Regions from separate parts of the Homo sapiens genome. Here regions 2, 3 and 4 are each linked to region 1. The links are chromatin loops, found by intact Hi-C in ENCODE. Cell type or tissue: endothelial cell of umbilical vein. All regions are shown on one strand. Links, peaks and the distances in the headings refer to the core of each region. The heading gives the core; the rest is flanking DNA.

What was found. Peaks named below come from ENCODE experiments on the same cell type or tissue, not always from the same donor. Only the 100,000 strongest peaks of a DNase experiment are listed, where the experiment ranks them.
Region 2: a loop joins it to region 1, with 21 times the contacts of the local background. A loop is called at or near these places in 3 of 110 quality-filtered maps.
Region 3: it touches region 1 in a loop (3-fold over the local background); 3 of 110 quality-filtered maps call a loop at or near these places.
Region 4: it touches region 1 in a loop (5-fold over the local background); 4 of 110 quality-filtered maps call a loop at or near these places.

What each region holds. Positions count from the first base shown.
Region 1 is chr2:128,176,121-128,182,081 of GRCh38, reverse strand. It overlaps UGGT1 (UDP-glucose glycoprotein glucosyltransferase 1), which reads right to left. Exons shown (of 41, transcript NM_020120.4): 32 at 5,184-5,268; 33 at 4,162-4,250; 34 at 3,513-3,614; 35 at 2,212-2,296; 36 at 1,010-1,192. Among named protein-coding and RNA genes, the nearest start is that of UGGT1, 88 kb to the right of the region's middle. RefSeq lists an enhancer at 2,553-2,847. In endothelial cell of umbilical vein, for the core only: a CTCF peak has its summit at 2,725 (motif pointing left); DNase peaks (open chromatin) are centred at 1,801 and 2,631; H3K27ac peaks cover 2,104 bases.
Region 2 is chr2:128,751,883-128,757,843 of GRCh38, reverse strand. No RefSeq gene overlaps it. Among named protein-coding and RNA genes, the nearest start is that of HS6ST1, 440 kb to the right of the region's middle. RefSeq lists an enhancer at 3,055-3,254. In endothelial cell of umbilical vein, for the core only: a CTCF peak has its summit at 2,261 (motif pointing right); no DNase peak of the experiment used is centred there.
Region 3 is chr2:128,532,058-128,538,018 of GRCh38, reverse strand. The region is part of intron 1 of LOC105373611 (a long non-coding RNA gene); the gene reads right to left. Among named protein-coding and RNA genes, the nearest start is that of HS6ST1, 220 kb to the right of the region's middle. RefSeq lists enhancers at 1-718, 719-1,515. In endothelial cell of umbilical vein, for the core only: no CTCF peak of the experiment used is centred there; no DNase peak of the experiment used is centred there.
Region 4 is chr2:128,733,265-128,739,225 of GRCh38, reverse strand. No RefSeq gene overlaps it. Among named protein-coding and RNA genes, the nearest start is that of HS6ST1, 420 kb to the right of the region's middle. RefSeq lists enhancers at 4,698-4,757, 5,717-5,826. In endothelial cell of umbilical vein, for the core only: a CTCF peak has its summit at 2,443 (motif pointing left); a DNase peak (open chromatin) is centred at 2,435; H3K4me3 peaks cover 218 bases.

The sequences.
Region 1 (5,961 bases), core at 282-5,281:
AATGCGGTTTCCTTCAGATACAGAGTGGCTCGCTTAAGGCAGCATGGAAGGCTGCTCCGTGGTTAGTGGCACAGGCACTAGGGGCAGATGCACTTTGATTGCTCCACTTATTACCTGGTTGACTCACTAACATGTAAGACACTTCTTAGCAAGGTGTGTGGGAGTAGGAATAAAACAAATTTCAACTGCTTAGCCTTTCTGTGCCTCAGTTTCTTCATCTGTAAAATGGAGATAATGATAATGACAGTACCTATCTCACAGGGTTGCTGGGAGGATTATGTAAGTTAACATATGGATGGACAGATGTAGAATAATGCCTTGCCCATCGTAAGTACTCAACAAGGATTAAATGTGGCTATGTTACAATCAGGAAGGCACACTTCAGGCTAAGCCAGTGGAAGAGAATTCCAAAGAGGTGAGTGAAGTCTCTGTCCCAGTGACTTTCACACACATTACATCCTTCCACTCAGGTGGCTGACTTGGGTTTCCGCCCGCTCGGGCTGAAGTGGAAGGCTGTGGGCAGACGTACACTTATGCTGTTTGAGTTTGTATGCTCTAAAATCACATGTTCCCTTTCACTAAGTCAAACCCTGACGGCCGGAAGAATATCCGGAGGTTCCCTACTGCCAAAGCCATGTATCCACTTAAGCTTCGTCTATTACCCATGACAATAACTCCTATCTTTTGGGCAGATAATTAGAGATGATGGCAAGCACTGCTAAATGTTAATTTTCTAATTTTTAGTTTTCATGTTAAATGAATTAAGTCAGATACAAAACTGCACACATTATGTCATCACAATGATGTTAAAAAGACAGAGAAAAAGATGTAAAGGAGATAAGCTAAATGCAAATTTAAAAAGTGATGACATCTATGTGATACATATTTTCATATTTTCTAAATGTAAAATAAGCATGTCCTTTTCCATAAGTGGAAAAAATAGCATTTAAAAAGAAGCAATTTGTTGCTTTTAATACAAACTGTCAAAACTTGGCCTTTAAGGGCCTACCTGATCAGCATCCACAAACAGGAACTTGTCAACAACTAGTGGGAAAAGTACATCCAGGAAGAGGATCTTGTAACCCCAGATGATACGCTGTTTTTCAGTTTGTTGATGAAGCCACCGGGGCCATTTGTACTGAACAAGCTCATACTGGAAATTGTATTCATTTGCCATGTAAGGTATAAACTCCTATTTTTAGACATGGGAACAACAAATAATCATTTCTTCTGATTAAGAAAACTGCTTTCATAATGTAAGCCAACCACCATGATACGGGACAAATAAAACACATTTACCAAAACAGTGGTCTTACAAAGACCGGCCGTGACCCACTCATGACTACATAGAAGAACAGATATAAACCTTTGTCAAATCCCCATTTCTTTATGACTTCTGGTCACCACATGAAATGACAGAATGTTCAAGAGAAGGATTTTAGATGTATATCCCTCTGTGTGTGTTTTTACAGCACATGAACTTTAAGTCCATTTGTCTAAACTTGATTTCAGTAAGGCATTTACTGAGCTTGATGACAAGCCTTCCTCGAGGCCAGATCTAACCCAGGGAATAACACTGCAAAGCCAGAACTCTGGACAAATGTGTTGTCCTTTTTGAATAAGTCTTTCAGATTCTAAGTATAAGCACCTTTAGGCGCCAGCAGTAAAGTGCTTATCAAGGAGAATGGTTATTGAATATATTAAAAGTCACTTAGTAAATTCTACAAGAAAAAAAAAGGATGCAAATAAATCAACTTAGATGACAAATACTGACTGATATAAGTAATGCAGAAAACATTCCAAGTACGTGTTTTGTTTTGCACAGAGGAAGCACTACTTCCATACATCATCTAGGAGTGGTTCATGCTAACACCAATCATTCTCTTCAATGTAAACCATCGCTGTGCTTTCTAAATTAAAGCAAGCATGCAGGCTTCAGAGGAAGGAAACGTTATCTCAGTAAGACACTGCTAATAATAACAACAACAAAAGACTCTCCTACCATATCATCCAAGTTTTTAAACACAATTTAACTGTTTCCTTCAAATAGACCAATCTGGAAGAATAATCAAAATAAAAATATGCAACCAAATTAGGGTATCTTAGTAAATGGAAAATTTGCTAAAGTATACAGATAAAACAAAAGTCATGAAAAATATACAGTAAATATCTCCTTAATAAGAATGTTTTCCCTTTCTCTGTGAAACAAACCTTAAATGTGGGGGACAAGTAATTCTTCAAGAACCAGAATTTCACAGGAGTCTTGGTATTCTTCAGCACGGATAGCATCATTATGCTGCCAAACAAAAGCAGGTAATTAATAACAGCTTTCCAATGTTATTTAACCTCAACATTATGTAGAGTCAATCACGAGACACCTAAATGCTCTTTACGGCAGAGCTAACTAATGGCTCAATTAGGCCGAGGGAGACGCTCAGTGATGGAAAATGAAAAATTGTACTTACTCCAACTTATGAAGTTATCACTAAAGAGAAGGGGCATTCCTCACCTATAAAACTACACTTAACTGACAGAGGCAAATGTTTTAATTCTGTTACACCTCTAAATAAACTGCTTCATGAACTGATATATTAGTTATGGTCCAGATGAACCCTGGAAATCGGGGTAACTGACATCACTCCCCAAAACTCCTGTCACATGACATCAGCATCTGGTGCTAAGGGAAGAATGTGTAACCACAGCGCCTCCTGCAGCCTACACAGAGGCCCTGCTTTAGAGAGGAAGGCTACCAGCTCCGGCCTCCTTACTCAGAAAACAAAACCACATTTTTGAATGGAGGAATTTAACCAAATTCGGTTGTTATTATTGTCACTATTTTAGGTAGGATATTATTTCTTGGAAATAAGAGGGCTAAAAATGAGACAAATGACATTTTGATTTTCTATACTAGATCTGTAGTGAAAAATTAAGAGTGAACAGAGCCCTGGCAATGAGAAAAGTGACTCTCAGGCCTTCCTGACAGTGCCTCTGGTGACCACTACATCAGGCAGCCCTAGCCCGTGGCCTCTTCTGGCTGTAGCTGTGTGACCTTAGACAAGTCCCTTCACACTCGGGGCCTCAGCCTGTTTATAAAACAGAAGTGTTCACATGTAAGAACTAAGCTCTCTCCTGGCTCTAAAATCCTGTGAATCTTTACAAGGCAGTGAAGTATTCCATGGTTCTGTTCTGATTCTATTCTCTATGTCAACCTCCTAATCTCTGGGTTAAGCAATGTTTGGCAGGCAGTAAACAGTACAGTCTATGAATGTGTACAGTGACGTTAAAGGGCTGCAGCCTTGTAATATCCAGAAGCACTCACTACATAGTTCAACTTCACAGAGACGGCGGGATCAAAACAAATCCAATGATAAATGGCAAGCCAGTCACAATGCTCAGAGTGCTTCAAAGACACAGGAGTATAATGAGCAGAATCCCACAAAACCTTTCCTCTCTAAATAAGAACACTGACCAATTCATTCATCATATATAATGAAATAATCAACAAGACTGACCGAAGAAATCTTTCGTAGAGATGACCAGATGCAACGGAGAAAATATTAATTATGTCATCTTTATCTTGCTTCACTTCCTCAGTCTTCTGTCCTGTAAAGCCCCTATAACAATAAGGGTAAAAAAAAGACCACTTGAAACACTCATACAGACACACGGCCTTTGAAAGTAAGAGGAAAGAGACTGCGCTTCCCATCCTTCCCTAGCGGGTGAGCTGCAGCAGGAGTGGTTATGAAGCTTCCCTCACACCCTGGAGAGACCACAAGACTGACAAAACCAACCTACAAAAAGAATGTTCACTCTCCGACAGTGTTGTTTTAGGAAGAGACTGAACACAGGCTGCACCAGAATGCAACTTACACAACGGGAAGTAAACTGAGCAGGGAGCAGTCAAATTTCCAAAGAGCAGGTACAGGCAATGAGAGTCACAAAGTATGGAGCAGAAGTAACTTCCCCACTAGGAGACATGAACCTCTTTTGGATCAATCGAGTGGAAAATACTCATCTATGCCAAATATAAGTGTGAGATGTAGCTGCACAAAGTAGAATGTGAAAGGCCCAGACAGAATCACAAGATGCAAAAAGGAGGGATGGATGGTGCTTATATCTCAGTTTTTCCTTAAAAACATAACTCTTACAATGTCAACTTACCATTTGAAGGAATCCCAAAATCCAGATTCATTCTCACTCGTTCCATCACTCAGCAAGTCTTCGTTCACCATATCTGCCTTCTTCTGAACCTGCAATCAAATGTGATAAACCTTACTCCCAGTATGTCTCACAGGCATAAAACTGCCTCTCACTGGATATACACTGTGAGCCTGTCATCAATAGGGAATTATCAATCAATTCTCTCACAAACAGGCACAACCCCACCCAGAGTCTAGAAGGATTCAATAGAAGTATCTTCGCCAGGACATTCACATCATAACCTTATGTGAGGAGACAGCAACCTCTTTTAATTAGATGAACCCCATTTTCAGCTTGCAACATAGGCAAAGAGCCGCAAACTCAACTGTGCAGTGAAACCAGAAGCACGATTCAATGAGTCAACAGCTAGTTCCAGGGAAGAGTGTGGCTGCTGGGGGCTCTAGCTGTTGGGAGGGAGGTATTTCATGTTATGACCAGTTTTCAGGATTCACTAGCACAAACAGGGGTTTCTTCTTGGCAGTACAGTGACCATTTTTCTTCTCAACAATGGATGGCCTATTTTAGGTTTCACTGTGTGTAATGATTCTTTCTTCAAGAATATACTGTACTTGAATTTAAGGCACTAAGAGCTTCAACATTCAGAGAACGGAAAGTACAAGTCAAAAGAAATTAAATAGGACTATCATTTTATTATTGTTGAAAATTTCCATTGCCAGTTCCCCCAATATTGAGAAAAGAATCATCAACAACACTATGAATTGTGGCTATATAAACAACATAGCATCTATGAGAATATTTTATATAAGATGGGACATGTTCTGCACACCGAGATTACCCAAAAGGTACAATCTTTCAGTTGAGGGAAGCCACAAACTCACAGTTACAAAGACATTTTGCCTTAAAGCAGTATCCCTATAATTGCCATAGCAAATTCCAAAGAGACTCTTGGGCTGGTTCCAAGATACATATTTTTAAATGACAGCTGTCCAATAACAGAATGCCACTACTTTTACCAAACTCACCTTCACTTTAATAATTTTGCTTTTGAAGTTGTTGAGGACGATAACCACCTCATCAGCATCAGGGGGAGAATCAGTGCCATCGTGGCTTTGCGAGAAAAGAAAGATCAATATTACAAGGCACAATTCTCAAAAGGCAGCAAATGCTCTCAGAGCATCTGAGTCCATCATCCTTCTCATAAAGGAGTTTTCCAGATCCAGCTATCTTCTTGCTCCTTAAGCTCCTTCGAGCTGCACAGAAGCACGTGTTGAAACCTCTCTTTATATAAGGTGCATGCCCAAACCTCCTTTGTGAGTCCTCTTGCAAATTACCCATCACGTAGTGAGAGGCACCCATGTGTGGTAACCACATGGTGAGTACTAAACAACCGCCTGTGTTCACAAGCTCTGAGCCAAGCACAGAGCCTTCGATAAAGGAATGCAGGGAACAGGCCCCCTGAACCATTATTGGAACCACACTGCCTCCGCTCTTTTTTTTTTTTTTTTTTTTTTTTGAGACAGAGTTTTGCTCTGTTGCCCTGGAGTGCAGTAGAGCAATCTCGGCTCAATGCAACCTCCACCTCCGGGGTTCAAGTGATTCTCCTGCTTCAGCCTTCAGGTAGCTGAGTTTACAGGCACCCACCACCACGCCTGGCTAATTTTTGTATTTTAGTAGAGACAGGGTTTCACCATAGTGGCTAGGCTGGTCTCAAACTCCTGACCTTAAGTGATCCACCCTCCTCGGCCTCCCAAAGTGTTGGGATTACAGGCGTGAGCCATCACCCATCACTCCCGGCCACTA
Region 2 (5,961 bases), core at 366-5,365, 580 kb before region 1:
AAATGAAAACATACGTCCACACAAAAAACTTACACACAAATATTCATAGCAGCGTTATTCATCCTAGCCAAAAAGTGGAAGCAACCCAAATGCCCATCAACAAGTGAATGGATTTTACAAAATGTGGTATCTCCATGCAATGGAATATTATCTAGCAATGAGAAGGGAGGTACCGATACATGACATGGGTGAACCATGAAAGCACTATGCTAAATGCAAGAAGCCAGGCACAAAGAGCCGCATATTGCCTGGGTCCATGTTATTGCCTCATATGTTTATTGAGTGACTTCCGTGTGCCAGGTGCTGTTCTTGGTCCTGGGGATTAATCGCTGAACACAGTAGACTTGATGGCTATCCTCCTGAGGCGTTCGTTCTAATGCAAGACAGATTTGAGATGGATGCTTGTGCACATAATTAATTCAGTAGAATTAATTGCAATTGTGATATGCACTAACAGAGAAGAGCAAGGGACTATGTCTTTGCCTGGGAGGTGGGGGAAAGCTTTGCTGAGAAGGTGACTCAATTGCATGTCCTCCTCTTTTTTTCACTTCACAGCATATTATAAGCATTTTCCCAAAATTAAAAATTCCTTATGCACATCATTTTTATGTCTGCATCATCCACTACTTGTGGTTGTGTCTCGCCATCCCTGAACAATGGGCAGGCTGTTTGTTTCCATTCTTTTTCTATTCTTCATACTGCTTCAAGAAACTCCTTTATGTAATATCCATATTCCTCATTACAGCTTAAGGATAAATTCCTACCAAAGTAATTACTCAATCAAAAGGCAGCTGTTTTTTGTTTTTGTTTTTGTTTTAAGATGGAGTCTCACTCTGTTGCCCAGGCTGGAGTGCAGTGGCGCGATCTCGGCTCGCTGCAACTTCTGTCTCCCAGGTTGGAGCAATTCTCCCTGCCTCAGCCTCCTGAGTAGCTGGGATTACAGGCGCGTGCCACCATGCCCGGCTAATTTTTGTATTTTTTTAGTAGGGACGGGGTTTCATGATGTTGGCCAGGGTGGTCTTGAACTCCTGTCCTCAGGTGATCTGCTAGCCTCAGCCTTCCAAGTGCTGGGACTATAAGCATGAGCCACCGCACCTGGCCAAAAGATAGTTTTTTAAAGCTCTTCGTATGTATCACCAAGTGTTTTTCAGAAAGATTGGTCTGCACCTGCCCCATCCACACCACACCCACACACCATAAACTGGAAGTTTCTCCTCGTTTCTCTCTCCATCCAGTGCTAGCAGCTGCCCAGCCCTCCTGACAGCGTCATTCCATCTCTGTGAAGGGACTGGAAAAAGGGCCTCCTGCTAAGTGTCACACATGGGCCCCAGCTGTACACTAGAGAGTGGGAGAGAACACATCTGACAGCCTGGACACCTCCCAGCTGTCAGTTCAGCATAATTGGAGCTCAATGCCAGATCTCAATGTATCCAACCATCTTCTGCATGACTCTTTTGCCCCTTTTTTCATCTCTATTTTTGGTGTTGCTGTGGTTCATTTACTAGTCCTATAATAAATCATGCAGTGATTGCCACAAGTTTTAATATATAAGATTTGCTCAAATTCAAGTAATTTGATTTCAGAGATGACTCACTTTGTTTTCGAGCCTCAAAGAATGACATCAGGCAGGCTGGACTTTGGATCTCAGGTCTTCAGCTCCATAGTTTTAGAACCTCGGGCAGGTGCACCTCCTCACGTCTATGAGTTTCTGAAAATGTAGATAGCCCCTATTTAACCACGGGAGTGAGGCTTGTCTCAGAAAACACGTCCACCGCCACTGCCTGGCAGGTGGTCCCGTGGGACATGCTAGTTCTCCTGTCCCTGCTCTTCTCTCCCCACAGCCCACAGGATGGGGCATCCATGCGTCCTCCGTAGGCAAGGAGCCCCTGCAACTTTTATGCAGAGTTACAGTTGCTGTCACACCATCAGCCAACACTCTTCCAGGGAGCTCCTACCGGGGCACAGAGCTGTTGGATTATCCATGGTCATGCATAATCGACACAAGGCACAGCCCCGGAGATGGTTAAAATCTTCTGGCACTAGCAGGGTATATATGAAACCTAAACAGCCAGTTCCGAAAAAAAGTTTTCAGAGGGGTCCTCGACACTGGGAAAGCTGCCGGGTGAGGACAGACAAGAGGCCAATGTGAAGTCTCTTTTTCCATTTTCCTGCTTGATTTTTCTGCTTGAGACTTAACCATGATAAATCCTGGAATACTCCTTATTTATCTTTGTTGTTTTCCGTCTCTCCCCACTAGAGGGCGTGCTCCATGAGGGCAGGGGTCTTCGCTTTTCTCTCTGCTGCATCCTGAGCGCGGCTGGGACTTTTTGACTCTCGGTTAATATTGACCGAATGAATAAATGACTAAGTCAGCAGTGGAAGCAGGAAAAAAGGCATGCATGTGTATTTTTGGAGAGAAAAAGGGAGGTTTGCTGGAAGCAGAGGAGCTCTGTCTCCTTTTTTTTTTTTTTTTTGAGACGGAGTCTCTCTCTGTCGCCCAGGCTGGAGTGCAGTGGAGCAATCTCGGCTCACTGCAAGCTCCGCCTCCCGGGTTCCCGCCATTCTCCTGCCTCAGCCTCCTCAGTAGCTGGGATTACAGGCGCCCGCCACCACGCCCGGCTAATTTTTTTTGTATTTTTTAGTAGACACGGGGTTTCACCGTGTTAGCCAGGATGGTCTCGATCTCTTGACCTCGTGATCCGCCCGCCTCGGCCTCCGGAGCTCTGTCTCTTTGGGGTGCACAGCTCACTGCCCCCCAGAGTCTCCAGGGCCGAGGGTCAGGGATGTGGGTTGAATTGCAGGACCTCAGCTTTAATATGCTTTCCCGTTAATATGCTTTCCCGTCACAGGGAAACGGACTCCACCCAGACTGACTGTGGGATTGATTTCTAGGTCTTTTTATCTTTGGGGGTCAGGTGAAGAGATGGAAAAAGTTAATATATGTTGCATTTCAGAAACAAACTTAGGAAAAAGTTCTCTGGCATTTTCTAGCCATATGATGTGTATACATAGCCTAACATCTTTTTTTCTTCCATTTCTGTATCTGTACTATGAGATCAACTTATAGGAAATAATGTCTGTAAAACAATAACACAGTTCTTGACTCCTAGTAGACAATCAGTAATTGATGTCAGCTATCCTGGTGGTGGTGATGGTGCTATTATTTGCTTCCTGTTCCAGGTGGCTTCTGGTTCCCTTGGGACTTGCCCTGTGTGCAGGTACAGTTCAGACCAGAGGAGAAGCGGAACACACCGCAGCATCCTGTGGGGTCCTGCATAGTGGAGTAAATGAGCCTGGGCATTTGGGAGAGGGCTAGGGGAGTGTTGGTGTAAAGGACAGCAAGCAAGTGGTGACAGCCACCGGCTATTAATACTTTTAGTGAGTTTCTGCTTCACTGCCGGTCATTTTTTCTCACACTTAACAGCTTGCACTGATGACAGGAAGCACATGCTTGTAAGCAGACCATCTCCTGCAGCACTCACTGCACACAGGGCCTGTCTCCACCGGGACTGAGAGCCCAGACTCTCCTGCCCACATCCTGCAGCTGGCCTGGGAGGAGGCGCCTGCAAGCTTCCTCCTTTGGTTATCTCTCTCTTGCTGCGCCTCTGCTGCTTTTCCATGTGATCAAAGCAACCTTGACATCTTTCCCCCGTGCAGAATTTAATTTCCTAACTGAGATTTTATATATAGCACAAAATAAAGTTCTTATGTCTCTGATCTTGCAAGATAACCCCCAGCCCCACCTCACCTGCACAGGAGCAGGGCTCCAATTGATATGATAATGCAGGAGAATGCAGCCCTGGAAGGATGTCAGGCACTTCTAAATATACACGCGTGCGGCCCAGTTCTGACTAGTGAGGGCTTTGATGTTAAATGAAATGGGATAATGATACGAGGAGAGTGACGCTGGATCACAAATCTTCTCTCCAACAGATGAGGACAAAAGTCAGCAAAAACCTTCCCAACTGCCTCCAAGCAAGGGAAAAGGGACTGCATCCTAGAGCTGCAGACAAGGAGGCCAAGTTAAAAAAATCAGAGTATTCTAGCTCAGCATGGCGCTTACTCTTCTCCACCAACCAGAGGTCAAGCTGGCAAAGGAGGTTAAAAAAAAAAAAGTTCTAAGCATTCTCTCAATGCCCCCAAATGTGGTGACTACAAGGTAAATGGGCCACCCTGGAAAATAGAAAGATCAACCTGAGAGACAGGAAGGAAGCCCAGCTGGCTTCCTCTGGCTCTGGGAGAGACAGGAAGAAATCTGGGCTCCAGCAGGTTGAGGGCCTCCCACTGGATATCCCGAGGATGTTCTCCTTCCCACTCCTTCCAAGACGGAAGGAGAACACCGATGCATAAAACACAATAGGCAGGCCTGGAACTGAGCCCCGGAGGAAGGCAATCATGTCAAACGGGGCAGGGAGGCTGTCAAGGAAAATTCACCCAATGATATTTGAGCAAGGGAAGTTAAGGGTGAGAGAGAGATACAGCAACTGCGCAGGGATGAGACACGCATATTCCAGGGAAAATACGCAAAGGAGGGGGGCGCATGGCACACAAAGGCCTGGAGAAGAGTGTGACTCTGTGAGTCCCTCACTCCAGAGGAAGGCTGGATAGAAACGTGAATGAGACTAAAATTGAGAGAACAGCTTTAAAAGAGAACCTTTAGAAACATCGAGTGCTAAAGCAACATTCCTAACAGAACTAGTAGATTAACAAAAACAACAGGGGACAAAATGTCCAGTGAGTTCCTGACACAGAGGCAGACAGGCTTGAGATGGAGATGGCGGCGGTGAATGCCTGAGAAAGGACCCAGAGAGGACAGCAGTCAGAGAAAGGACAACAGAAATGCAGAACAGACCCGGGGAGCCGTGACCTGACACACACATGTCCCTAACATGGAAACCCCACAGAAGGCGACAGGATGTCTTTGCAAATACACGATTATTTTCATTAACAAAGACACAGGAACTGAAAGCAATCCAAAAGGAGCACGCTGTTCAGAAAATGTTAATACAGAACCACGGCCATGGGAAGTTTCCTGGTTAACGTAATGAACAGGAAGGATAAGCAAAGAGTGCTTCAAGCATTCAGCTAGTCAAGCCAGGCCAAGAAATGACTGGGCAGGGGTGGATCACCTGGGCTCAGTGCTTTCGTCTCCCACCGCTCTGGAGCAGTGACGGAGGGCAATAGCAATGACATTGAGGGAAAATTCAGAGGGCCAGAAAGTCTTACTCAAGAACCCAGCCAGCTGGGTTCAGAAATAACAGTCACACATAAGGCCAGGTGCGGTGGCTCACCCTGTAATCCCAGCACTTTGGGAGGCCGAGGTGGATGGATCACGAGGTCAGGAGTTTGAGACCAGCCTGGCCAACATGGTGAAACCCCGTCTTTATTAAAAATACAAAAATTAGCCAGGCGTGGCACCGCACGCCTGTAGTCCCAGCTACCCGGGAGGCTGAGGCAAAAGAATCGCTTGAACCCGGGAGGCAGAGGTTGCAGTGAGCCGAGATCATGCCATTGCACTCCAGCCTGGGTGACAGATTGAGACTCCATCCCAAAAAAAAAAAAAAAAAAAAAAAAAATACCCAGATAAACATACCAAAAAGTAGGCTGCAACCATGAGACATTTAGAAAAAAAAAATGCCAACCCACTAATATGAACAGGGAAAGGGTAGGCCCGGGGCAACATTTAAACTAGGGGACAAATGGTTAAAACCCTACATTTTATGTTATGCATGTCTCACCACAATAAAGAAAAACATTTTTAAAATGCAGGAAAAAAAAAGGACAGTGGAGTGTGGATTTAAAAGTTCTAAGAAAAAGAAAAAAAAACTGTTTACTCAGCCAAGTTTCCCCTTGATTATATAGGTGGCAGACTGTCACGGCTGGCGGGAACTCGGGAATACGTCTACGGGACCTTTAGAGGGGAGAGGGGAGAGGGAGAATGACTTGGGGATGAAATGCAGC
Region 3 (5,961 bases), core at 401-5,400, 360 kb before region 1:
CACATGGCTGAAGCCCTTACTGGTTTTGGAGAAAACAGGGTAGCAAATTAACATCTTGAAACACAGAGAAAGAATTTACATTTTCAAGAAGGGTTTTGGTTTTGTCAGAGAAAGATTAAGAAGAAATCCCACAGTAACACAAAACCATAGGAATTCACCACAGGATTGACAAGGAGCCCAATTTTATTTAGATAGGTAGCTTCTAATTTGGTCTTTGTTTTCCAACTGGGCCACTGAGCTCAGGGCAGAGCTCATTAATGAACAGAGCCCACAAAGCATTTGTAGCTTCCAGGGCCTAATACTTACAGATGTGAAAAGCAGGCCCAGCTGAAAGGCAGAGCATCTAGATCTTCAGAAATCAAGGATCCCACTTTTACATTGAATCCCATTTTCCGCAAATGAGGAAAACGTGATGGGACCAGGCCCTGCAACACTTTCTTAGAGCGCCTCACTACAAGACATTCGCCAGAGACTGCTGGGCAATCCAACAGCAACCAGCCCCCTCTGCCATCAGCCCAGCCCCCATGGGAATCCTATCCCTCGGTGGTGGGTGTTCCCACCACGTGCAAGTATCCAAACCACACTTTTCTTATCTAAACACACAAAGAAACGAGTCATCCCTGAAATAAATACACTCATTGCAACTGCTGCGGCCACCTCCAAAGCTGCAGCTCTCACATCTGACTCACCAGCCGTCACACACACAAAGGTCACCTTCCCTCTCACAGTACAATGGAACCCCTGGTGCCTACAAAGCCAAAGAGATCGGGTAACTCAATGCAAAAGAGAGCAGAGTTTCAGCCCTGAGAGGGGCATACCCGCTACTCTTGGGACTCCACAAGGAAAGTAAAAGGCCTCACAAAGGGGCTGTGGTGCCTTTTCCTGTGTTCCTCAAGAGGGCCCAGGGCTGTTGGAAGTCTCCTCTAGATTTCTTCACGTGGTATCTAACATGGCAAAAGGAAGGAGGAGCAGAAATGGAAGGAAAAACAAGTCCTAGAGGAGCGGAGCCAATTTGGGGAGATTTTAAGGTTTCTAAAAGACCAATGTTGGGAGGCGAAGACGGGCAAATCACCTAAGGTCAGGGGTTCAAGACCAGCCTGGCCAACATGGTGAAACCCTGTCTCTACTAAAAATACAAAAATTAACTGGGCATGGTGGTGGGCACCTGTAATCCCAGCTACTTGGGAGGCTGAGGCAGGAGAATCGCTGGAACCCGGGAGGTGGAGGTTGCAGTGAGCCAAGATCGTGCCACTGCCCTCCAGCCTGGGCGACAAGGGCGAGACTCTGTCTCAAAATAAATAAATAAAATAAAAAGCCAATGAAGTTTTACATTTTCGTCAGCAAAAATCATGCCAACAAGAAAGGAAGCAAACAGAGGGACCAGACATATTTGAAAAGCGGATTCTGTCAACTAAAAAACAATTCCCAGAAACAGTATCCAAAAGAGAAAAGGAAGACAGGAAAAAATTATAGTTTGAAAATCAGCTTTTAATTAAGCCTACTCTGACCATACAGCTCATTAAAAAATCCTTTCAAATCTCTTATTACCAGATTTCACTCAGGGCAATCAGAAAGTAGGCTTTCTATTCATTTGTCTGGTTCTAAAACCTGCATTTTCCCATTGTGTGTGCAAATATATTAATTTAGAAATTTCAAAAGACCCCCAATTTGGCCATTGCTACTTGGGATGATCTTGAGTTGTGTAAGTCCAAGGTGGAGCTCCACGGGTGTTATACACAAATACAGCGGGTATTTCCGAGGGCCGGGGGATGATCCTTAAGGGAAAGCTCAGCTTTGACAATCAGTTTCCCACCATTTTAGAAATTCCCTTTCAAAAGTGACCAAGGCTGGAACGATGTAGTAGGCTGAAGTGTGCTGCTCTGTGAGTGCCATTCCTCAAAGAGTCATCAGTGAGTCATGACTCATTCTTTTGTTTTTTGTTTTTGAGACAGAGTCTTGCTCTCTCTCCAGGCTGGAGTGCAGTGGTGCGATCTCAGCTCACTGCAACTTCTGCCTCCCGCGTTCAAGCAATTCTCCTGCCTCAGCCTCCTGAGCAGCTAGGACTATAGGCACATGCTACCATGCCCAACTAATTTTTTTGTATTTTTAGTAGAGATGGGGTCTCACCGTGTTAGCCAGGATGGATTCACTCTTTTACATGTCTCGGAATCTCTCATCACTTTTCGGCAGCAGAGCACTCAAGGTGCCAGGTGACCAGCCCTTATGTGCACCTTCTGGCTAAGCCAAAAATCCCTGCAGATATTTTTCTTGAAGGGAGGTCCTATAAGGCTGCTACGTATCATGGACGAACATTTCAACACCTCCATAAAGTCTCTAGTCACCTAGAGTCCCCAGTCGGTATGGAGGGAGGGAGTGTCTCTTAACTTTTGGGTGGGAGAACTCACTTACATGTTCTTTTCAGTTTAAAACCAGCAGGAATGGATTAAATTGAAATACAAGTCCAAATTACAAATAATAGGAAGCAGCTGCAATTTTTAAAGGGTGCTATGTAATTTTAGGCCAAAAAATAAAATGAAACAACTTACACTAGACTACCAATGCTGTAACCCAAATATTTTGCCATGAAGTAGAGGCAGAAAAGCCAGAAGTTCTCTGTAGAGCTCTTTAACCAAATCTCCTGTCCAGAGACAGAGATGAAAGCCCTCACTTTTAAAAGAAAGAGAGGATTTGAAAACAAAATCTAGACCTCAACTTAAAGGAAGTGAGGTCTGAATTCAAGAGGACTCACTCTTTGTACCCAGGGAAACCTCTGGAGTCGAAGGAACTCAATAGGTTCATCCTGGCACTGAGTGCCACATCCAAGAGAGCCCAGTGGCAAGGGAGCATCACTCTGAAATGTCAACCCAAAGGAAGAAACTGAGACAAAATTAATATGGGTAGAGGGTTCATTTGGGACAAGTTTGAGGACTGCAACCCAGGGGACATAGACTCAAGTTTCCCTGAATATATGCTCTGAGAGCAGCAGTTACAAGTGGGGTTTTAAAGGAAAAAAGACGGGGCAGGCAGTTCTTTAGTTGACCTAACCTATTGATTGGCTATGTGCTACTTTTTGTATCACAAATTCCAGGAACATGAAGATAATGGGCGAGGGCTACATTGTGCAACTGGTAACATTTTCGGTAATTTACCAGCCAGTCTGGAAACTGCAGGGAAGAAAACAAAGAAACTGTAATGACTTTAAACAATTAACCTTGGGCTTGGGTGCAGGGGTTGTGACTGAAATCTCATGCTCATGCCTCCTTGGGCCTGATCAGTTTTGCAGACCTTACATTCTTTTTTTTTTTTTCTTTTTGAGACTGAGTCTTGCTGTGTCACCCAGGCTGGAGTGTAGTGGCGTGATCTCGGCTCACTGCAACCTCCGCCTCCCGGGTTCAAGCGATTCTCCTTCCTCAGCCTCCTGAGTAGCTGGGATTACAGGCGTGTGCTATTGCACCCAGCTAATTTTTGTATTTTTAGTAGAGATGGGGTTTCACCATGTTGGCCAGGCTGGTCTTGAACTCCTGACCTCAGGTGATCCACCCACCTCAGCCTCCCTAAGTGCTGGGATTACAGGCGTGAGCCACCGCGCCCGGCAGACCTTACATTCTTTAGACTGCTCTGAGTCACTTTTCTTCATCAACAACAATAACTGGTGATAAAATAGAAAAGTCATAACAATCGACTGTGATGAAAGTTATGTGAATGTGCTCTCCTTCTCTCTCCCTCCAAATAGCTTCCTGCAGTATGCTAACCCTTCTTGTGATCATGTGAGATGATAAAACGCCTACATGATGAGATGAAGTGAGGTGAATGACATAGGCATTGTCACATAAATGGAAAATCCCAGAGGTAAACAATGTGTGAGTTTTAAGTTGCACAGCATTCTGAGTAGCGCCCAGGATGTGAATCCTCCCTATGCCCAGCACGTCCATGCTGCAGACACTGCCCACCCATTAAGTCACTTAGTAGCCATCTTGCTTATCAGATGGGCTGTTGTGGTATTTCAGTGCTTGCCTTCAAGTAATCCTTATTTTACTTAATAATAACCTAAAGCACCAGAGTAGCAGCAGAATATGTTCAGACCACGGTTGACCACTAGTAAATGAAACCTCAGACACAAAGCCATTGATAAGGGAAGGACTCCTATGCTAGGGAAACAGGGAGGGTGTGGATGAAAAAGAGTGCAGGTGTAAGAGAGATCAAATCCTCAACGTCCACCAGAGTAAGTCTACAGATAAAGCCTAAACTGATCAAATATGTGTGTGTATAACAGTATAAGAACATTATTGAGGAAGAGAGAGATGTGTAAATATTAGCAAAATAAAAGAAGCTGAAAGGTTATAAACGTAATTGCCTCTGGATTTAGGAAGTCTGGTGACAAGTTTAACATATCCTTTGTAGAAGCCAAGTAGAAACTGCCTCTTCACTCTCTGAAGGTTCACTGAAAAGCCACTGACAAATGGCATATTAATAGGAGAAAAGGCATACAAATATATTAACATGCATGGGAGTCACACAAAATACAAGAACTCAAAGAAACAGCCACATGGTTGATGCTGATGCTTTTATACCATCTTGAGGTTACAGAAAGAATGGGGGCTCCAACCATGGCCAAGAACAGGTAATGGAAGGGGGAGAAGAGGAGGCCTGGCTACCAGAGGTGGTCTTGTTGTGTAGATGAGAACTCACAGGCTGCAGCCCTCAGATAGAACAGATGCTAAATGTTTATTTAACACCTCTAAGGGGTGGCCTTTAAGGGTGTCAGACTCCTGGTTAACCATTCCTAGACAGGACAAAGGAAGACCTCAAATAAAGTCGGCTGCATCAGTGCAGGTTTTCTGCACAGATGCAAATCTCCCCCCAAAAGACAGCTTTGCAGGGCTACTTCTGTCTGCAGGCCCTCTGAATGGCCATCTCAAAATACACCAAAGAAATGTATCTTGGGGTGAAATATCTTGGTATCCTTCACTATACCCCTGTGAAACACCACCATCACAATCAAGATGATGAACACATCCATTGTCCCCAAAATCTTCCACATGCCCCTGGCTCTCACCCCCTCCCAGTCCCAAGGCAACCACTGAGATTTCTATCACTATAAATTCCTTTGCGTTTTCTACAACTGTATATAAATTAAAACATACAGCAATTATTCTTTTTATTCTGGTTTCTGTGGCACAGCAAAATTTTTTTAGTTATCTTTTTTTTGTAGTGAAAACATTTAACATCTACTCTCATAGCAAATTTCAAGTATGAAATGCAGCATTATCAACTTTAGTTACCATGCTATACATGAGACATCCAGAACTTATACATCCTGAATATCTGAAACTTTATACTCTTTGACTAGCATCTTCTGGTTCCCTCCATCCCCCAGTCCCTGAAAACAACCATTCTCCTCTCTGCCTCTATGAGTTTGACTTTCTTAGATTCCGCATTTAAGCGAATCATGCAGTGTTTGTCTTTCTGTGCCTGACTTATTTCACTTAATGTCCTCCTGGTTCATCCATGTTATTGCAAATGACAGAATTTCTTCTTTCTAAGGATAAATATTATTCCATTCTGTGTGTGTGTGTGTGTGTGTGTGTGTGTATGGGGGGGTGTGTAGGTACATAAATAAATAAAAAAATATATATATATCTCTTATATATGTAACATGTGCTTAGGCTGATTTCATATCTTGGCTATTGTGAAAATACCGCAGTGAACACAGGACTGAAGATATCTCTTTGAGAAACTAACTTTATTTTATTTGGCTATATACCCAGAAGTAGAATTGCTAGATCATATATTAGTTTCATTTTTAATTTTTTGAGGTACCTCCATATTATATCTCTTAGTGGCTGTGCCAATTTACATTCCCATCAACAGTGAACAAGGGTTCCCTTTTCTCCACATCCTCACCAATACTTGTTATCTTTGGAGGTTTTGTAGTTGTTGTAGTTAGCCATTCTAACCAGT
Region 4 (5,961 bases), core at 403-5,402, 560 kb before region 1:
CCTCAGCCTGAGATCTCAGGGATTAGTCTGGCTTACCTGAAGAAAAGCTGCTGCACAGATTCCTTCCTGTGCACTTTTCTTTCCTTTGTCTGGCAAGACCTCACCCCACTCTGGCAGCCCTGCTCCCCCTCTTTTTGAGACTGTATTCCTACTGAGTAGCATGGCCACCCTCTTCAGAGTCTGCCGGTCAGCTGAAAATTAGCCACAAACATTTCCCAGGCTACAGGGAGCAAGTGATGGCGGCAAAGCAGGCTGCTGGCTAAAACGTACTGGGAACTCATACGTAGCAGGAGCAAGTAGAGGGAATAGGGCTGCCACCAAGTCCTCCTGCACTGGTGCAATGGTCGTCTCTCCTTCAGGCAATTCTCCCCTACCTGACGTGCAATGGTGTGTGCCCCAGACTTTTTCCAGAGGCAGGGCATCAACATGCAGTAGACATGCCTGCATGTACACATACATACTTGCAGGCCTGTGCACACACACATACCAGAAAAATTAATCCAAGCATTAAAGTAAATGTTTAGAAATCACAATAAGCTGGGGAGCAGATTCCAGGAAATGCTCCGAGGTCGGTGGAGAGATGCAGGCCTGCTCTGTGGGGGACAAGCTGGGGCTGGGGAGGTGGTGTGTGACTCCCAGCCTTGCTGCACCAAAGTTCTAGGTGCTAAGTTCTACATTCTGGGCTCTTGGCCATAAACTGCACAATGCCCCACTTAAAGTAGAAGAGTCCAGGCAGAAATCAAGGATGCAGGAAGGAAACTAAAATCTACTAAGGAACTAGTATCTGTTGAGCATCTATTTGTGAGGCCCAGAGCCAGGCATTTTTATCTTCATATCCACTACCTCATTTAAAGACTTCCTTCATTTAGCAGATGAGGAAACTGAGGCTCAGTGCTCTGAAGATGACCTTGTCTACACTGGCTCTGAAAGAGGCAGCAGTGGGTCTGGATGCTCTACAGGGTTGTGTGGGAACCCACGGATGCAATATGAACCTAGGGTCACACCCCAAACGGTCACATTCTTCAGGCCAAAGAGGGACAGCAGTGGGACGGGAGGGCTTTGGAAGCTTCCAGTTGCAAATCAAGCTCTGACTTAATGAAAAACTGATTAGAGAAATCTTGCCTTTCAATAACCAAATAAAAGTTTATGAAAGTAGCACAATTGATTTTCCTCTGAATGAATCATAATTGACATTTAATTACAAAGGCAGTGCTCAAGATGGGAGCTGCGCCAGTTAAGCTCTCTGATTCTCCTCTGCTGCATTTCAGGGCTTTGCAGCCCTAAGGGACGAGTTTTGGAAAACTGTGCGCCATCATGGCAGATTCAAACAGCATCTAGCATCTGTTTCGGTCAACAACTAAAGGCCTACTGTATGTGGAAGCCTGGGTTCCCAGAAGCCTAAGAGAGGCACAGGACACATTTGACTCCCTACTTCCAGGAGCCTACCTTATTTCTGCAGAGAAAGTGCAGGGACAAATACAACTGTGACTAGGGTCCTGCGTGCCTGGCACAGACAAATGAGGAGTCAGAAAGGGAGGTGTGGGCATGGACCGGGGTTTCCAGGGACGGCCCGGGAGGATTCAGGGCTTCAGGTTAGCACAGTATTGAAATAGAAGCCCAGGTATCCCCTGCTCCCGGCGGAAACCCTCTGGCCACTCCACGCTACCCTCAGGCTGAGCCTCCCAGCGGTGTCCAAGGCTCTCCTGGGCTGGGTGCTCTGTCCACCGCGGACTCTCCTCCCTTCACCAGGAGACACCGCATCCCAGCAATGCCACGCTAATGTCGGTGTCCTGTCCACACGGCGACAGCAACGTTGCTCCCCAGATCCGTCCTGACGCTGTCGGCTTTGTGTGTCCTCCCTGTGCTCCCTGTCCCTGCCTGGCCAGCCCCGGCCTCAACAGGCGCTCATCCGCACCGTCCCCGCCTGACGCCTCGTCTGAGCCCGGTGGAGTCCTCAGGAACACCCCTGGTGGCCGCGACATGCGGCTCTCAGCACCCTGGCCTGGGTCTCGGCGCGGTTCCAGGAGTGGCCCGGAAGGTCTGCAGGCCCCAGGAGCCGGACGCGGATGGCGCCGCATCGCAGCAGACCCGGCCTGAAGGCGCCCGGGGACCCCCGCCCGGAGGCGGCCGCGCGGACACCTCGGGGGACCACGGCTCTGCACTTCGCAGTCGGCTCCCCGGGCGGGCGGCGCCTCTCGCCCTCAGTCTCTCTGTCTATAACATGGGCCTGCACAACTGTCCGCCCACACCCAGAAAAATGGCAGCTCTCACTCGGTCTGCTCACGTCCCCCATGATGAAGGCTACTGGCCAGCCAGAGGGGGTGGAGCCGCGGCCCCAAACGCGGCCGCACCAGAAGCCGATTCGGCCAGGGGCTGGGGACTCCAGAATCCCGCGTTTCCCCTCTTCCCCGGCTCCACGGCCTTGACGGTCGGCCTGGCGCCATCTTGTGGCTCCAGGGAGAACTGCAGGCGGCTCTCCAGAGCTCGCTGGTTCTCCTGGGTGGGAGGATGAGGGTGGAGCACGTCTGCAGCTACCCTGAGAGAACTCTTGTTCTAGAATTTGGAACCGATTAAATTAGGCTTCAAAGGACACAAACACGAAAGACCCCGGGATAGGCTTTGCCACACCAGGCCATGTTTCTAAGGCAACCCTGGGCTGCTGGTTTCAGAGGAGGCTGAGCCAGCAGCCAAGGCTCAATTCCCCGGGAACCAAGGCGCTGGGCAGGAGGGGCTGCCAGCATCCGGGCTCCATTCGCCCTTGAAATCCAAAAGAGACAAGCAACTACCCTTACAGACTTCCTCCCATATGTCCAAACTAGCCTCTGTATGGATAAATTGCATCCTTCCTTTGGTAGCATTTTGTTCTTCTAGGTCTGCAGAGCCTGCAGAATGAGACTGCCAATCCAGACATGCGGTCTGAGCCTGCAAACCATCCCCAGGGACAGAGAAAAGGCAGGAGGGAGGGCGAGCCAGAGATGGCCAGGGGACAGGCACAGCCTAGGGCTGGGTTTCTGGCCCAGGGCCTCTCTTGCACTGTGGACACCCACATGCGACCATGTAGTGGCATCTCCACCTGTGCGCCCTGAAGACCACACGCCCCACTTAACTTACGGGTGGTCCCGGTCAGGGCCCCTGACTCACTGCACCACACCATCTTGAACACTTAGCCCGAGCCAACGTGGCCTCCCCAGGAGCCGACACGGCCAGTTATACAGAATTCCTTCTTGTGTCTCTTTAATGACAGAATTCCAAGCTGCTTCGGAATCACAATATGGCCGGGTAAAGATTCCCGTTTGCCTAGGGCTTGGCGGAGTGAGGTGGCCGTGAAATAGCCTAGCCAATGATTTTTACGCCAATGCCCCTGAGGAGGGCGCTGCTTCTAGAATAAAAGGAAGAGTCCCCCCAGAAGGAGCCCCTCCTTCTCCTTCCGTTCTGTGTCCTCCTAAACCTAAGACCTCGGAAGGCGGGGGCCATCCTGCACCCTGGGGCAGCTGGCGTGAAGCAAAAGGCTTCTGGGGACCACGGTGTGTGAGGATAGGGAGGGCCGGGTCCCCAGGGCCTTGCTGCCCCTCCGCGCCCACACCTAGGCTCCGACCTGAAAGTCTCACTGCACAGAACCCACTCATGCTGTCTGTGGAAGCCCCGCGCTTGGATATCATGTTCTGGGGTCCGAGGACACCCTCGAGTGCGTCACCCTCATCCTCACTCTCCTTGCGCAATCCCAGTCTGTCAGTTCCAGCCCCTGTTCCCATCCTGGCTTCTCTGTGTCAACCTTCAGGACCATAATTCAGCAGCCACCTCACCGTGTGGGTCTTTACCCGTGCCCCTCCCTGCCATGAAGTCCCAAAATGCAGATCTGATCCCGGGGTTTCTCCTCTTCAGGGCTCCCCGCCCTCAGCCCCACTGGCCTGGTGGCCTGGTCCGTTCACCTGAGGGCTGGGCTGAGTGTCTCCCCCAGGGCAATCTTTCTCCCAGGAGCACGTGCTACTTGGCAGGGCAGCTGCGTCTGCACCCGGCCTGCGTGGTTCCCAAAGCCTGCGCAGTTCCCCGGGGTTCCCTTCAGGCCGCACACTCCTGCAGCCGGGAGGTCGGTTTGGGCGCCCTTCTCAGCCTCATCTTCCTCATCCAAAAAGTGCTAACTGTGGTACCAAACCCTCAGGGAAGTCAGCGTGGCTTAACCAGAGGACACGCGTTTCCTGTCGCGCTCTGTGTGTGGAGGATGTCAAAGGGGACTCGCGAGGGCAAAGGGGACGCATGAATCAGCACAGGAAGCACTTCATTATGAAAGATGCCTTCAGCTTTAGATCATGAGGCATTTTTCCTCCAGAGGAAAGGGAGTGATATGCTGTGGAGGAAGAGATAGCAAATCGGTGATTAACGATGCAGACAGATTCAGTCCCAGGCTTGCTGCTCACAGGTCCGGGGAGGATCCACAGGCCGCATCCTCCTGGCCGCACTTACCACCAGGGAAGCGGGTGACACACTGCCCGCCTGCCAGACAGTTCAGAGACACGGTCAGGACCCATTGCTACGATGGCTTGCAGAACTGAGACACTCAGAAGAAACCAGTCACCGGGACAGACCACAGCTGGCGGTGCCCCGCACCCCGCCGCTCCCGGCACTGTCACAGGAGGGCGCCAGGGCAGAGCCCTGCACCTGGGTGCACTACGCCTTTCGCGCACCAAGAAACTGCCCACAAGGTGTGGGCCCGCAGGTGCGGCCACGACTGCTGCAAACAAAACAAGGCTTCCAGACACACTCCCAACATTCAAAACTCAAGAACCCTTTGTGCTGTCTGCCCCATCACTTAGGAGGGGGAGTTGGCAGGGGAGAGGGGGAGGCAAGAATGAACCGTGTTTGATTGTGCATCCGCTATGTGTAATAGAGACTTTAAATTCCATGTAATGTTAAATTATAATTTTTCCAACTCAATGAGTTGATTCCATCAGAAACTAGTTCTGATGTGTGTGGCTTTTAAATCTAAGACCACTGCAGCGAAGTGAAAAAGACACCGGCAGTGTCGTCTGGTTTTGACTCTGAGATCTAGCCAGCTCAGAGTTGCAGTGCTGCTTCCAGAACCTTCTTCCCATCACAGCCAAGAGCCCAAGAGTCCTGCATCAGACTAACAGGCAAGGTGGAAATAAAGCAAGCCCGGAAAGGCAGCTACTATGTTAAGCTATGGAAGGGGAGACCAGTGCTGGTGATGTAAAGATCCCTGTGGCTGGAGCCGCCTGCAAGATAGTGTTTCTAAGGCGGATCCACGAGGACCTGCTCTGATAAATTAATCAGACCTATTCTCAATTAGCTCAGCATTTGTATAACAACAATTAATTTCTGTAAAGCCCTCAGACTAATGCTGCTTTGTTAATTAGGTTAGTTGCCCCTTCTGCAGTTTTCAGCCGGCTTAATTGTGCCTAGCAAATGCTTTTTGTCACACACCAGCCCACCGTATCATCCAGGCATGCTTCTGGGTCTGTGGCATCTGCAACAGACATCCACTGAGGATGGCAGGGCCAGGTTCTACCATCAGGGCAGATCCGGTACAGGAACCACACCACTGCAGTGGGCAGCGAGCCCCTGGGCACCAGCATCAAGGCAGCACACCAGGTTCTCTAAAATCCTTAGCAAAGCACCCCTTTGGGAGACACTCCCCTGCTGGCTCTGTCTTTGCATTCGTTTGTTCATCATTTTAATTCTCACAAGAACTCTGGGAGGTAGGGGCAAATGTATCTCACTGTATGTGACCAGCAGCCCTCCTGTCAAGCAAGGTAATACAGCAAAGGAAGGGTGAAATCGGGATTCTGACCCAAGTCCATCTGTCAGTAACAGCCGTGTTCTTTACTCAGCACAAAACTGTGAATGATTAGTCATTATTGCATGTGTTACTCCCAGGGGATTTTGCATTTTGCAATAAGAAAAGGCTTACACAGAGAAATGGACATCTAATGGCCCAGTTCCAGA